2 separate regions of the Mus musculus genome follow, and region 2 is linked to region 1. A link is a loop called in an ENCODE intact Hi-C map of the cell type or tissue named here. Cell type or tissue: heart. All regions are shown on one strand. Each heading gives the region's core, and the rest is flanking DNA. Links, peaks and the distances in the headings are about the cores only. Region 1 has its middle 34 kb from the start of Gm1667. Region 2 has its middle 4.9 kb from the start of Gm13025.

The links. Hi-C counts contacts between places; a loop is a spot of excess contacts. Peaks named below come from ENCODE experiments on the same cell type or tissue, not always from the same donor. Only the 100,000 strongest peaks of a DNase experiment are listed, where the experiment ranks them.
Region 2: it touches region 1 in a loop (6-fold over the local background); 9 of 42 quality-filtered maps call a loop at or near these places.

What each region holds. Positions count from the first base shown.
Region 1 is chr4:139,873,598-139,880,050 of GRCm38, reverse strand. No RefSeq gene overlaps it. Among named protein-coding and RNA genes, the nearest start is that of Gm1667, 34 kb to the left of the region's middle. In heart, for the core only: a CTCF peak has its summit at 2,603 (motif pointing left); no DNase peak of the experiment used is centred there; H3K27me3 peaks cover 1,267 bases.
Region 2 is chr4:140,671,664-140,678,116 of GRCm38, reverse strand. No RefSeq gene overlaps it. Among named protein-coding and RNA genes, the nearest start is that of Gm13025, 4.9 kb to the left of the region's middle. In heart, for the core only: a CTCF peak has its summit at 3,555 (motif pointing right); DNase peaks (open chromatin) are centred at 3,606 and 4,420; H3K27ac peaks cover 419 bases.

The DNA of each region.
Region 1 (6,453 bases), core at 1,597-4,096:
CCTGCTTCTCCTGTCCCCACTTCAGTGAGTAGTGGCTCCTGGCTGGCCAAAGTCACATGCTCAAGTGTCCCCTTGTCTGTGGCAGACATTGGCTGTTACCCTGGTTCTCTTGTGATTCTCTGGGGGGACAGGGATTTTGGTATCCACCCCTTGCCCTGTTCCAGGGCTTCCTGGGACTTGGCTGGACAAGTGTGGTTTCTTGTTAGAGTGTTGGCCTCAGTGTGGCTCTGCAGCCCAGAAGAGAGGATGGAGGGCTATGGGTTATGCAGGAAGGGATGAATTTTTCCTCCACTTGAGCCTTGGCGATCTGGGTTGGGGCTGTATGTCTAGAGCCTTTTATCATCACTGGAGCCTTCAACGAGCCCAGGGGCAAGAGGCCAGGCAAGCCAGTTGAGGCCAGAGCTAGGCACCCAGAACTGACTGCACCTACGATGTGATTTTCTTCAGACACAAGGTCATTACGGGTCGTGAGCCCAGAAGAATGAGGTCACCTTGGAGTGGGTAAGCTGCTGATGCCCTGGGATTGAATTGTAAAAGAAAGGGGCACTGACACTACCAGGCAGCTAGAGGTGACACAAAGACACGAGATGCCAACCAGCCACAAGCCAGGAACATCAGACCTGGAGTCCAGCAGCCCTGGCAGCCCTTGGTATCACGTGTCTGTATTCCAGAAATCTGAGGAGTAAATGCCTGTTTAAGCTGTCGTGTAAGCATGAGTTTGGTTCCTAGAACAGAGAGAGAGAGAGAGAGAGAGAGAGAGAGAGAGAGAGAGAGAGAGAGAGAGAGAGAAAGGGGAGAGAGAGAGAAAGGGGAGAGAGAGAGAAAGGGGAGAGAGAGAGAGAAAGGGGAGAGAGAAAGAGAGAGAGAAAGAAAGGAAGGAAGGAAGGAAGGAAGGAAGGAAGGAAGGAAGGAAGGAAGGAAGGGAGAGAGAGAGAGAGAGAAAGAAAGAAAGAAAGAAAGAAAGAAAGAAAGAAAGAAAGAAAGAAAGGAAGGAAGGAAGGAAGGAAGGAAGGAAGGAAGGAAGGAAGGAAGGAAGGAAGGAAGGAAGGAAGGAAGGAAGAAAGAAAGAAAGAAAGAAAGAAAGAAAGAAAGAAAGAAAGAAAGAAAGAAAGAAAGAAAGAAAGAAAGAAAGAAAGAAAGAAAGAAAGAAAGAAAGAAAGAATTTGGTAGTACATGCCTGCAGTTCCAGTTCTGGGCACGTAGAGACAGTAGGATCCCTAGGGCTCACTGGCTGGCCAGTGCAGCCTAATGGGTGAGCCTCAGGCCAGTGAGAGACCCTGTCTCAAAAAAGCAAGGTAGGGGCTGGAAAGAGAGCTTAGTGCTAAGACCATGTTTTGCTCTTGCAGAAGACCTTCAGTACTCAGTGCCCAAACGATGGCTCCCAACTGCCTGTATCTCCAGTTTCAGATGGGATCTGATGCCCTCTTCTGTCCTCTGAGGGCACATGCATGCACAGACATGCTGACATTCACACATATACAGAAATCAAAAGCCCCAGACAAACAGAACAAGGCAGACGCAGCCCAGGAAAAATAGCCAGGATTGCCCTGTAGCCTTTTCGTGGATGCACACACACTTGTATGTGCACCTGCACACACACACGTGAGGCATGCATACACACTTTATGTATGCACCAGCATGCACACTTGAGGCATGCACACACACATGTATTTGCACTTGTTCACACACTTGGGGCATGGCACCTTTTATAGACAGACTGTGGGAAACTCCAGAGTGTGTGAAGTCAGAGTATGTGAGGTCAGAATAGACTCCACAAGGTATTGTCTCAAAAAAAAAAAAAAAGTCACCGTTGTCTTGTAAGGCATAGCCTGAAATGGAAGGGCTTGTGAGGCTCCTGAGTAGGGCTATGAGCCTCTAGTTAGACTAGGAGGTCCCTGATGGCAGCTTTATCCCATACTATGGGTACTGTATGCACAGAGGGTTCAGGTCCTTGCCATTGCTTTGGGAGGGCCTGGGTGCTGGCTCAGAGGGTGTGGGTCTGTCACTTGAGGCCCCCAGCCTGCAAGTGGCAAAGCCCAGATCTGACGCAGGTTTCCGGAGACTGGACATTGAATTTAAACCAAGGAGCCTGCCTTTAATCCCAGCACTCGGGAGGCAGAGGCAGGAGGATTTCTGAGTTTGAGGCCAGCCTCGTTTACAGAGTGAGTTCCAGGACAGCCAGGGCTATACAGAGAAACCCTGTCTCAAAAAACAAAAAACAAAAACAAAAACAAAAAAAACAACAAAAACACAAAAACAAAACAAAACAAAACAAAACAAAACAAAACAAACAAACAAAACAAGGAGCCTGTTGCCTCTGTCACCTCCCTGGGTGCTGGCTTCCTCTAGGGGATATGGAGGGATGCTCTGGGCTGGGTTCATTGCTGCTGCCTCCCTGACTCTGGTCCCTGATCTCTGGATTATCTGTGTGAGCTTCCTTCCTACCTCATGGGGAGCTCAGACCTGCCATCCGACAGAACAGAGGGCTGAAGACCTTAACAACAGGAACCGAGGCCACTCCTGAGGACACTGGCTGAACCCAGGCTGCTAGTGAGTTGGCAACCAGGACCCAGTCACCTGCTGCCACCTGCTGGAGACAGAGGCACGGTGGCTGGTACACCCAGACTCACTGTGCCCTACCTCCTTCCCACACTGTCAAGGGTCCGTCTAGTGACCCAGAGGCAGGTAGCTTGGTTTTGTCTGTCCCTCCAACAGGTAAAGTCACTGGAGCCATCTGACCTTGTCACTAGATCCCAGTCACAGATCTGCACCTGCCTTGTTACGCTAACTCATTCCGTATTTGCTGAATAGAGGCGGGCTCAGTCAGTCAAGACCACTCAGGCAAGAGGCTCTGGGAGCTTCTGGATGGGGCAGGAAGGAGTGGGGGGGGGTTGGTCTCCCCACAAGTCACCTCTGGGAGTCTTGCCTGCTAGAGGCCTTGCTCTATGCGAACACAACCTAAATAGGAATGTGTCCTGCTTGCCTCTGGGAGCACTCTCTCCAGAGCTGGGCCCCCCAGTGGGAGGCAAGGCTAGGTCTTCTGGTGGCTTCATTGACTCCTGAGCTGGAGCCTCGCCTCCCTTATTGCCAAGTCACGCATTTAAGGTCCAACATGGGACAGAGCTAAGCTGAGGCCCCAGTGGGCTGAGGGGCCTGGGACTGGCCAGTTACAACCACACTGTCAGGATGGCCCAAACAGGGACATCTGTTACAGTCTCTCCAAGGTGGAGGAACTTGCCTGAGGCTGCAGAGCCAGCAGAGATGCAGGCCAGGTTCTGCCTCCAGTGCTGCAGGAGTCTACTCCTCTGCATGCTACAGGCATCTGCCCTTCCCTTCTTGACCTCTCCATCCTGACGGCCCACCTGTTCTTAGGGGTGCCCTCTCTACTCCCCTATGTTCCAAGACTTCTCCACCCTTCCCTCTGTCCCGGGGGAGGCCCTCTTCCTTCAGGAGACTCATCTTGACATCCCCTTCCTTGAAGCAACTCGTCACAGGGAGAGGCCAGGTCTATGTTGCCCTACCTCCTGTCCTTCCCTTCTGTGTAGAAAAATAATAAAATGAAATGAATAAATGAACCTGCTTCTTCAGGCCCACGGCAGCCCAAGCCGCTGTCATGTCAGACTCCTGGCATTTTCTCACACAAGGCAGGCCCCTGTCTCTCACCATCAACCCTTTCTGTCTCTGGCTCTTTGTATCTTTTGTTCTCTTGGCCCGGTCATTTGCTCGGACATGTCATAGCTGAAGGCCTCGGTCACAGTGTACCTCCGAGACAGCTCCTCCCCACCTCTGCCACATCGTCTCCTTGCCTCGCCCTCTGTTTGCCTCTCTGTCCTGTCATGGCAATCTGCTGACCCTCTGACTTCCTCTCTGACTGCGTCTCTGACATGTGACCCGCAGGGCAGGGACTTGTCTCTCTTGTGCACTGCTCCCAGCTCCCATCGAGCACTCAATAAACACTCAGTAAATTAATGAATAAGTCAACTAATCAATCGAGCAATCAATCATGAAGTTGAACTGTTTGTTTTGTTTGTTTTTTTTAAGAGTTCCCGAGTCCAGAGTTGCCACAAAAAGCCAGTCTCAGTGTCCTACAAAGGCATTGCTTAGCCATGTGGTGCTCAGCAGATACTTCCGGGGCTTGGAGATACACCTCAAGTCAGGATTCAGGATTGATGCAGGTGGATGTCTGCCTTGGCCCCTGAGCCTGGTGTCCCTGAGAGACTGGTTTGTAGCAGTTGACAAAGCTGCGGTTGTCCCCCTGGGCTCCACATGAACGGAGCATCTCCACCTTCACTGTGCCCCACACAGCCTTCTCCAGGTGTGATGGTTGCTACTAACTGTCAGCTTGACACAAGTTAAAATCTCCTGGGTATCACATCCTGGGGATGCCCGCCCCCACCCCCACCTCCTCATCCCTATCAGATTTCCATTCATTCTCATAGCCATCTGGGCATCTCTCCTGTCCCTCCCCACACCTGATACTGAACCCCATCCCCTATTCCCCTCCGGATCCCCTCTCCCACCCAGTTTCCTCCCTCCATCTGCCTCCTATGACTATTTTATTCCCCCTTCTAAATGAGATTCAAGCATCCTCGCTTGGGCCTTCCTTCTTGGTTAGCTTCATTGGTCTGTACAGTGTAGCATGGGTGTCCTGTATTTCATGGCTAACATCCACTTATGCGTATGTGACACAGACCTGGGATAAGGGAGGCGCCCAAGAATCAATGGGAGTGACCTTCGCTGTGATTCACAGTACTGGGGATATGGAACCTGAAGAGGCTACCTCCTGTAGCCAGGCAGGAACCCCAGTGGAGCCATAGGGACACCAACCCACCTACACACCTTTTGACCCAAAATTTATCCTGTCTACAAGAAATGCAGGCAAGGGGGATGGATCAGAGACTGAGGGAGTGGCCAACCAATAACAAGCCCACCTTGAGACCCATCCCATGGGCAAGCTCCAATCTCTTGCACCATTAATGATATTCTGCTATGCTTGCAGACAGGAGTCTAGCATAACCATCCTCTGAGGGGCTCCCCCAGCACCTGACTCAGACAGATGCAGACACCCACAACCAAACAGTGGATGGGGCTCTTACAGAAGAATAGAAGGAAGGATTTTGGATCCCTAAAGGGACAGGAACTCCACAGGAAGACCAACAGAATCAACTAACCTGGACCCTTAGGGCTCTCAGAGACTGAACTACCAACCGAAGAACACACACAGACTGGATCTGGGTCTCCCCACACATATGCAGCAGATGTACAGCTTGGTCTTCGTGGATTGCAAACAACTGGAGTGGGGGATGTCCCAAAAGCCTTTGCCTGTACATGGGATATGTTCTTATAGCTGGGCTGCCTTGTCTGGCCTCAATGGGAGAGGATGCGCCTAGCCCCTCAGAGACCTGATATGTCAGGGTGGGGGGATACTCAGGGAGCCCCCACTTGATCAGAGGAGAAGGGGAGGGTTGGGGAAAAGATTGTAGGAGGGTGTGACTGGGATAGGGATATAAAACTAAATAGATAAAAAATAAAAGCATCCCCTGGGTAAAGGGCCTCTGGGCATGTTTGTGAGAGGTTATCTTGATTATGTTCACTGAGGTGGGAAAACCCAACCACTGTGGGCGGTACCATTCCTTAGGCAGGGAATCCCGGGCTCTATGAGGGAAGGAGAGTGAGTTGAGCTCTAGTTCTTCTCTCTTCCTCTGACTGAGGACCAGGGTGACCAGCTGCCTCGGCCTCCTGACTCTGATGGACTGCACCTTGAGCAGGGAGCTGAAAGAAGTAAAACCCTTTCTCCTTTAAGTTGTTTTTGTCTGAGGTCTCACTAGGTAGCCCTAGCTGACCTAGAACTCGCTTTATAGACCAGGCTGGCCTCGAACTCACAGAGACTCACCTTCCTCTGCCTCCCAGGTATTGGGATTAAAGGTGAGCACCACCGCATTCAGCTTGTCCGAGTATTTTATCTCAGCAACGGTAAAAACAAAACGAAACAAAGATACCAGGTTAAGGACCCTTCATTAGTCATTTAGTCACTCATTCATTAATTCATTAATTCATTCAACCTCTATTTACTGTAGAGTAGGAAAGCATTTAGTCCCCTGAACCTGGGTTCAGATCCCGCCTCTGCCACCGAGAACATCATGGCTGTCAGCCATCCGTCTAAAGCTCAGCGGTCTCAGCCTGCCCACCTGTAATTAGAGACAAGTTTCCTCTCCTTTGTGGGGGTCGGTCTGAAGAAAAGGAGTCAACCAGACCGGTCATGACACTTGACACCTGCCATAAGGGATGGTCACTTCTGTCAAGATGTCTACAAGCTGCCCGGCTGGATCCTCAGGTACATCAGACATATCAATGACCATAGGACCAAGGGACAAATATCACCAGATAGAAGAGCAGACAGCCTCAGGGAACAGTGGGCTTAAGGACTTGCCCTGGGACCACAGCTGGACTCCA
Region 2 (6,453 bases), core at 2,340-4,839, 800 kb before region 1:
ATCACAACACCCAATTACCCAGTAGAATTAAAACTTTTTTTTTTTAATTTATTTATTGGGAGCTGGAGAGATGGCTCAGCAGGTAAGAGCACTGACTGCTCTACTGAAGGTCCTGAGTTCAAATCCCAGCAACCACATGGTGGCTCACAACCACCCATAATGAGATTTGACGCCCTCTTCTGGTGTGTCTGAAGTCAGCTACAGTGAACTCATGTACAATAATAAATAAATCTTTAAAAGAATAATTTATTATATGTAAGTACACTGTAGCTGTCTTCAGACACACAAGAAGAGGGCATCTGATCCCATTACAGATGGTTGTGAGCCACCATGTGGTTGCTGGGATTTGAACTCAGGACCTTTGGAAGAACAGTCAGTGCTCTTAACCGCTGAGCCATCTCTCCAGCCTGAATTAAAACTTTATTTTTCTTTCGAGACAGGGTTTCTCTGTACAGCCCTGGCTGTCCTGGAACTCACTTTGTAGACCAGGCTGGCCTTGAACTCAGAAATCCGCCTGCCTCTGCCTCCCAAGTGCTGGGATCAAAGGCGTGTGCCACCACGCCCCGAGAATTAAAACTCTTAAAGCTTATAGTTAATCAATCAGATTTATGTGTCAATCAAGTCACAGTTTACAAGATGCCAATGCAATCATTTCAGAGCGAGTTGATAATGCTAAAAGCTTTATCCCAATTATGATATAATAACTGTGGCGGGTTCACGTCCACCTCCATCCTCCCTCCTCTCTCCCCTGAGATGCTCTCTGTCTCTGCCACTCTTATCTCTGCCTCCCTTTCCCTGTCCAATCACAGGCTTCCTCTGCACTAATGTAATTGGGCAGGGAAATCCCTGCAACACTTACATACTGGGGATCACATGCAGGCCTCACGCCAGCTAGGTTAAACACCCTGCAACTGAGGTTCATCAACAGCCTTTGCTTTGTTATTAATTAGACTTTTTGTTTTATGCATTGTTGTTAGATATAAGGCATCAGGGCACACACCTTTAACCCCAGCACCAGGGAGGCAGAAGCCATCAGATCTCTGTGAGTTCAAGGCCAGCCTGGTCTACATAGCAATTCCAGATCAGCCAGGACTACATTGTGAGGTCCCGTTTTGTGTGTGTGTGTGTGTGCGCGCGCGCGCGTGTGCGCGTGCATGTGTGTGTGTTTTAGGGTCCTGAGAGATGGCTCAGAGGTTAAGAACACTCTGGGTTTCCAGAGGATCTCAGTTCTATTCCTAGCATTTAGGTGACAGCTCACACCAATCTGTACTCCAATTCCGGAGGATACAACACCCTCTTTTGGCTCTGAGGGCACCAGGCATCCATGTAGTACATATATGTACTTGCAAGTAAAGCACTCAGATGCATAAAATAAAAACAAGTACATATATCTTGTTGTTGGTTGTGTGTGTATGTTATTGTTATGTTTTCGAGACAGGGTTTCTCTGTGAAGCCCTGGCAGTCCTGGAATGCACACTGTAGACCAGGCTGGCCTTAAACTCAGAGATGCCTCTGTCTCCTGAAGAAAAAAAAAAAAAAAGCAAATCTTTGGAAAGAAATAAAATTGAACCTGGGCAGTGGTAGTGCTTACCTTTAATCCTAACCCTCAGAAGGCAGGAGCTGCAAAAACCAATCAACCACCAACAACAATAATAAAAAGAAACAAAATAGAAATTTTATTTTATAATTTAGACACAATCCTAACCCTCAGAAGGCAGGAGCTGCACAAACCAATCAACCACCAACAACAATAATAAAAAGAAACAAAATAGAAATTTTATTTTATAATTTAGACACAATCTCACTACCTGGTTGTGGCTGCTCTGGAACTTACTATAGAACAAGCTGACCCTGAACTTTTTGAAGACCCTTCTGCTTCTGTGTGCTGGTTAGTGTTACATCAATTTGACACAAGCTAGCCATCAGAAGGGAGGGAGCCTCAACTGAGGAAATGCCTCCATAAGATTGGGCAGTAGGGAAGCCTGTAAGTAAGGACGCATCAGCCCACTGTGGTGGGGCCATCCCTGGGCTGGTGGTCCTGAGTTCTATAAGAAAGCAGGCTGAGCAAGCCAGTAAGCAGCATCTCTCCACGGCCTCTGCATCAGCTCCTGCCTCCAGGTTCCAGCCCTGCTTGAGTTCCTTCCCTGACTTTGGAGGGGTAAATCCTTTCCTCTTCAACTTGCTTTTGGTCATGGTGTTTCGTCATAGCAACAGTAACCCTAAGCAGGACCCTCTGCCTCCCAAACCCTAGTGTTATGAGATCTGCCTCCCTCTGCCTCCTGAGTGCTGGAATGAAAGGCGTGTACCAACACTGCCCAGCCTCTGTTCCTTGCTTTAAGGGTATTTATTTACCTAGCTTTGTACATGGGTGTTTTGCCTGTATGTGGATCTATATACCATGGGTGAGCTTGGTACCCGTGGAGGCCAGAGGACGGTGTAGGCTTTACCGGAACTGGAATGACAGATGGTTGTGGGTGCTGGGTTTGAACCCAGGTCCTCCTCTGGAACAGCAGCCAGTGCTCTTAGCTGCTGAGAGCCATCTCTCCAGCCCTATTCTTTGGTTTTTGTTTTGTTTTGTTTTGTTTTTTTTTTTGTTTTTTGTTTTTTGTTTTTTTGTTTTTTTGATACAGGGTTTCTCTGTATAGCCCTGGCTGTCCTGGAACTCAGAAATCCGCCTGCCTCTGCCTCCCGAGTGCTGGGATTAAAGGCGTGTGCCACCACCACCCAGCTGGTTTTTTTTGAAACAGGGTCTCATGTAGCCCAGGTTGGCCTTAAACTTTCTGTGTAGCTAGGATGAGCCTGAATCCCTCATGCTCCTGTCTCTACTTCCTGAGTGCTGGGAGTGCAGGCCTGCCTGCCCTGGTTTATGCAGCCCTGGGGATTGAGCCCAGGGCTCTGCGTATCCGAGGCTAGCCCTTCACCCACTGTGTTTCATCTTCAGCTCCATTTACTTATTTTGTGATGAGCCTGCTCCACCCCTAACATCATGGTGTAGGATGAACGGTTTTATCACTCAAGGCACAGTGAGTTCACCTTGCCTCTGCTCTATAGTGTCTGGGTCGTCAGTGGGGATAATTTGAAGGCTGGGGACTTGGTGGCTGGTGCTGGATCCATCTAGAAGCACCGCGCTACACATGTGCCCTGCAGCTGATGCCAGCTGTGTGGGGCCTCAGTCCCGTTGCTGACCAGAGCACTCCGAAGGCGCTTCCTCTCACCATGGTGGCCAAGGGTAGTCAGGCCTTACACCTCAGCTCCACTAGAGATAGTGCCAATGAACACGGAGGGCATCCCACGGCCTTCTGTAAGCCAGCCTCCTGGACCACAGTGTCTGGAGTCTGCCTGCCTGTAGACGTAGACCTTCCCACTGAGAGTTTGTAGGAGTGTGTTAGCACCCCAGGTGAGCAGCGTCAATGGGGCAGCCCAGGGCCATGAGAGCTGGGGTGAACTGTGTGAGACCCCAGGGGCGGTTCAGCCTCGCCCACCCTGACTTTTTTTTTTTTTCTGTTTGCAGCCAGCTGCTTCCTACCTTTGAACTGGAGACTGTGTCCCCGGTGACCAGCAGGGGGCGCCAGATACATCGGGGAGGTAGCCTTTTGACACTGAGGTGCCTTCAGCCGCATCCACCCTGGAGCTAGAGCCCTTCCTCACAGTGACAAGCTAAAAATGGCTCTTCCTGCTTTTGACCCATGGGGAAGCCCAGGGCTGCCTTTTCTTTCTTTTTTTTTTTTTTTGGTTTTTCGAGACAGGGTTTCTCTGTATAGCCCTGGCTGTCCTGGAACTCACTTTGTAGACCAGGCTGGCCTCGAACTCAGAAATCCACCTGCCTCTGCCTCCCGAGTGCTGAGATTAAAGGCGTGTGCCACCACGCCCGGCTCAGGGCTGCCTTTTCAAGTGGGCAGATTGTGTCTTGGACTCATCCTATTCGTGGTCTGACCTTTGACCTTGTTTTTTTTTTTTTTTTTCCTTCAGGAAACGCAGTGAGGAGTGAAGGGCACTGGTTCCCACAATTAGAGATGCAGGCTCAGCAGTCACTGGTCTCCTAGGGCTGAGCCCCTTCCATCCTGCTCCTAGAAGCAGTTCCAGAGAGTCCCCCTCCCAGTCTACACCCCCCCCCCTCCGCCTTCCATACACTCTGAGCTCCAAAAGGATGCTGAGGGAAGTTTGAAAGGCCTGGTGCATTTCAGCGTAGGACAGACCCAGCTGGGGATGGAGACAGGGCTCTGCCATGGGCCTCTGCCTGTGCAGTGCAGCTTCCATGCTGGATTGCAGGAGGTCTTGGGGAGTCGCTGTGAGCCCTGGAAGAGGCTGGGGACCCAGATCAGTAGCCTCTCCTGGGAAGGACCGAGAACTTCCACCCCCACTCTCTCTAGTCCATGAGATTCTTCCTGTGACCTTTGACCCCATCTTCCTTCCTTCCTCCACTGCTCAGCCCTTGTGAGATTGAGGCTAGGCTCATACGGCCAGCTCCTGCCCTTCCTCCTCGCTTCCCAGTGCTAGCCCACGGCTGCCCACTCTGGTCCTTTCCTCCCCTCCCCCATGTCCCTTCTTGGCCCTTCATGGACCATGCCAGTTCTGGGAGGAGTAACATCTTCTGTGGCTGTCCTTAGCTGGTGACATTTGTCTGCAGAGTTAAGGGTGGCCCACTGGCTGTCTCCATAGCAATATTTAGCTAATCATGGAGATGGGGCTGGAGAGGTGGCTCAGTGATTGAGAGCACTGGGTGCTCCAGAGGACATAGGTTTGATTCCTACCACCCACATGATGGCTCACAATTGTCTGTAACTCTGACTTCTTCAGGCTTCATAGGCTGGGGCACACACGTGTTACAAATACATACACTCAAGTGCACAGATATACACATATACACATTGTTTGTTTGTTTGTTTATTCATTCATTATATGTAAGTACACTGTAGCTGACTTCAGCCACTCCAGAAGAGAGCATCAGATTTCATTACGGATGGTTGTGAGCCACTATGTGGTTGCTGGGATTTGAACTCCTGACCTTCAGAAGAGCAGTCGGGTGCTCTTAACCACTGAGCCATCTCACCAGCCCCATACACATTGTTTTTTTTAAAAAAAAAAGGCCAGTCGTAGTGGTGCAGACCCATGATCCCAGCACCCAGGACGCACAAGGTATGGTGGTTTGAACATGCTTGGCCCAGGGAGTGGCACTACTTGGAGGTGTGGCCTTGTTGGAGTATGTGTGTCACTGTGGGCATGGGCTTTAAGACCCTCATCCTAGTTGCCTAGAAATCAGTATTCTGCTAGCAGCTTTCAGATGAAGATTTAGAACTCTCAGCTCCTCCTGCATTATGCCTGCCTGGATGCTGCCATGTTCCCACTTTGATGATAGTGGACTGAACCTCTGAACCCGTAAGCCAGCCTCAATTAAATGTTGTCTTTATAAGAGCTGCCTTGATCATGGTCATGGTGTCTGTTCATAGCAGTAAAACCCCAACTAAGACACAAAGCAAATGCTCTACCATTGAGCCTAGCCTAGGGTCTCATGTAGCCCAGGCTAGCCTTAAATTTCTGAGCCTCCTATTCCAACCCCTCACCTCTTTTTTTTTTTTTTTTTTTTCGAGACAGGGTTTCTCTGTATAGCCCTGGCTGTCCTGGAACTCACTTTGTAGACCAGGCTGGCCTCGAACTCAGAAATCCACCTGCCTCTGCCTCCCGAGTGCTGGGATTAAAGGCGTGCGCCACCACGCCCGGCTCCAACCCCTCACCTCTTAAGTGCAGGGGGTTAGGGGCATGTGCTACCACACTCAGTCTTTTTTTTTTTAATATTTTTATTAGGTATTTTCCTCATTTACATTTCCAATGCTATCCCAAAAGTCCCCCATACCCTACCCACCCACTCCCACTTTTTGGCCCTGGCATTCCCCTGTACTGGGGCATATAAAGTTTGCAAGTCCAATGGGCCTCTCTTTCCAGTGATGGCTGACTAGGCCATCTTTTGATACATATGCAGCTAGAGTCAAGAGCTCCGGGGTATTGGTTAGTTCATAATGTTGTTCCACCTATAGGGTTGCAGATCCCTTTAGCTCCTTGGGTACTTTCTCTAGCTCCTCCATTGGGAGCCCTGTGATCCATCCAATAGCTGACTGTGAGCATCCACTTCTGTGTTTGCTAGACCCCGGCATAGTCTCACAAGAGAGAGCTATATCTGGGTCCTTTCAGCAAAATCTTGCTAGTGTGTGCAATGGTGTCAGCGTTTGGAAGCTGATTATGGGATGGATCCCCGGATATGGCAGTCTCTAGATGGTCCATCCTTTCGTCACAGCTCCAAACTTTGTCTCTGTAACTCCTTTTTTTTTTTTATTCTTAAGACATTATTTTTTCTAGGTAGCCCAGGCTAGCCCTAAACTCACTATCTTCCTGCCTCAGCCTTCTGAGTGGGATTAGAGGTGCAATACCACACACTAAAGTCCAAGGTTTTTCTGGTTT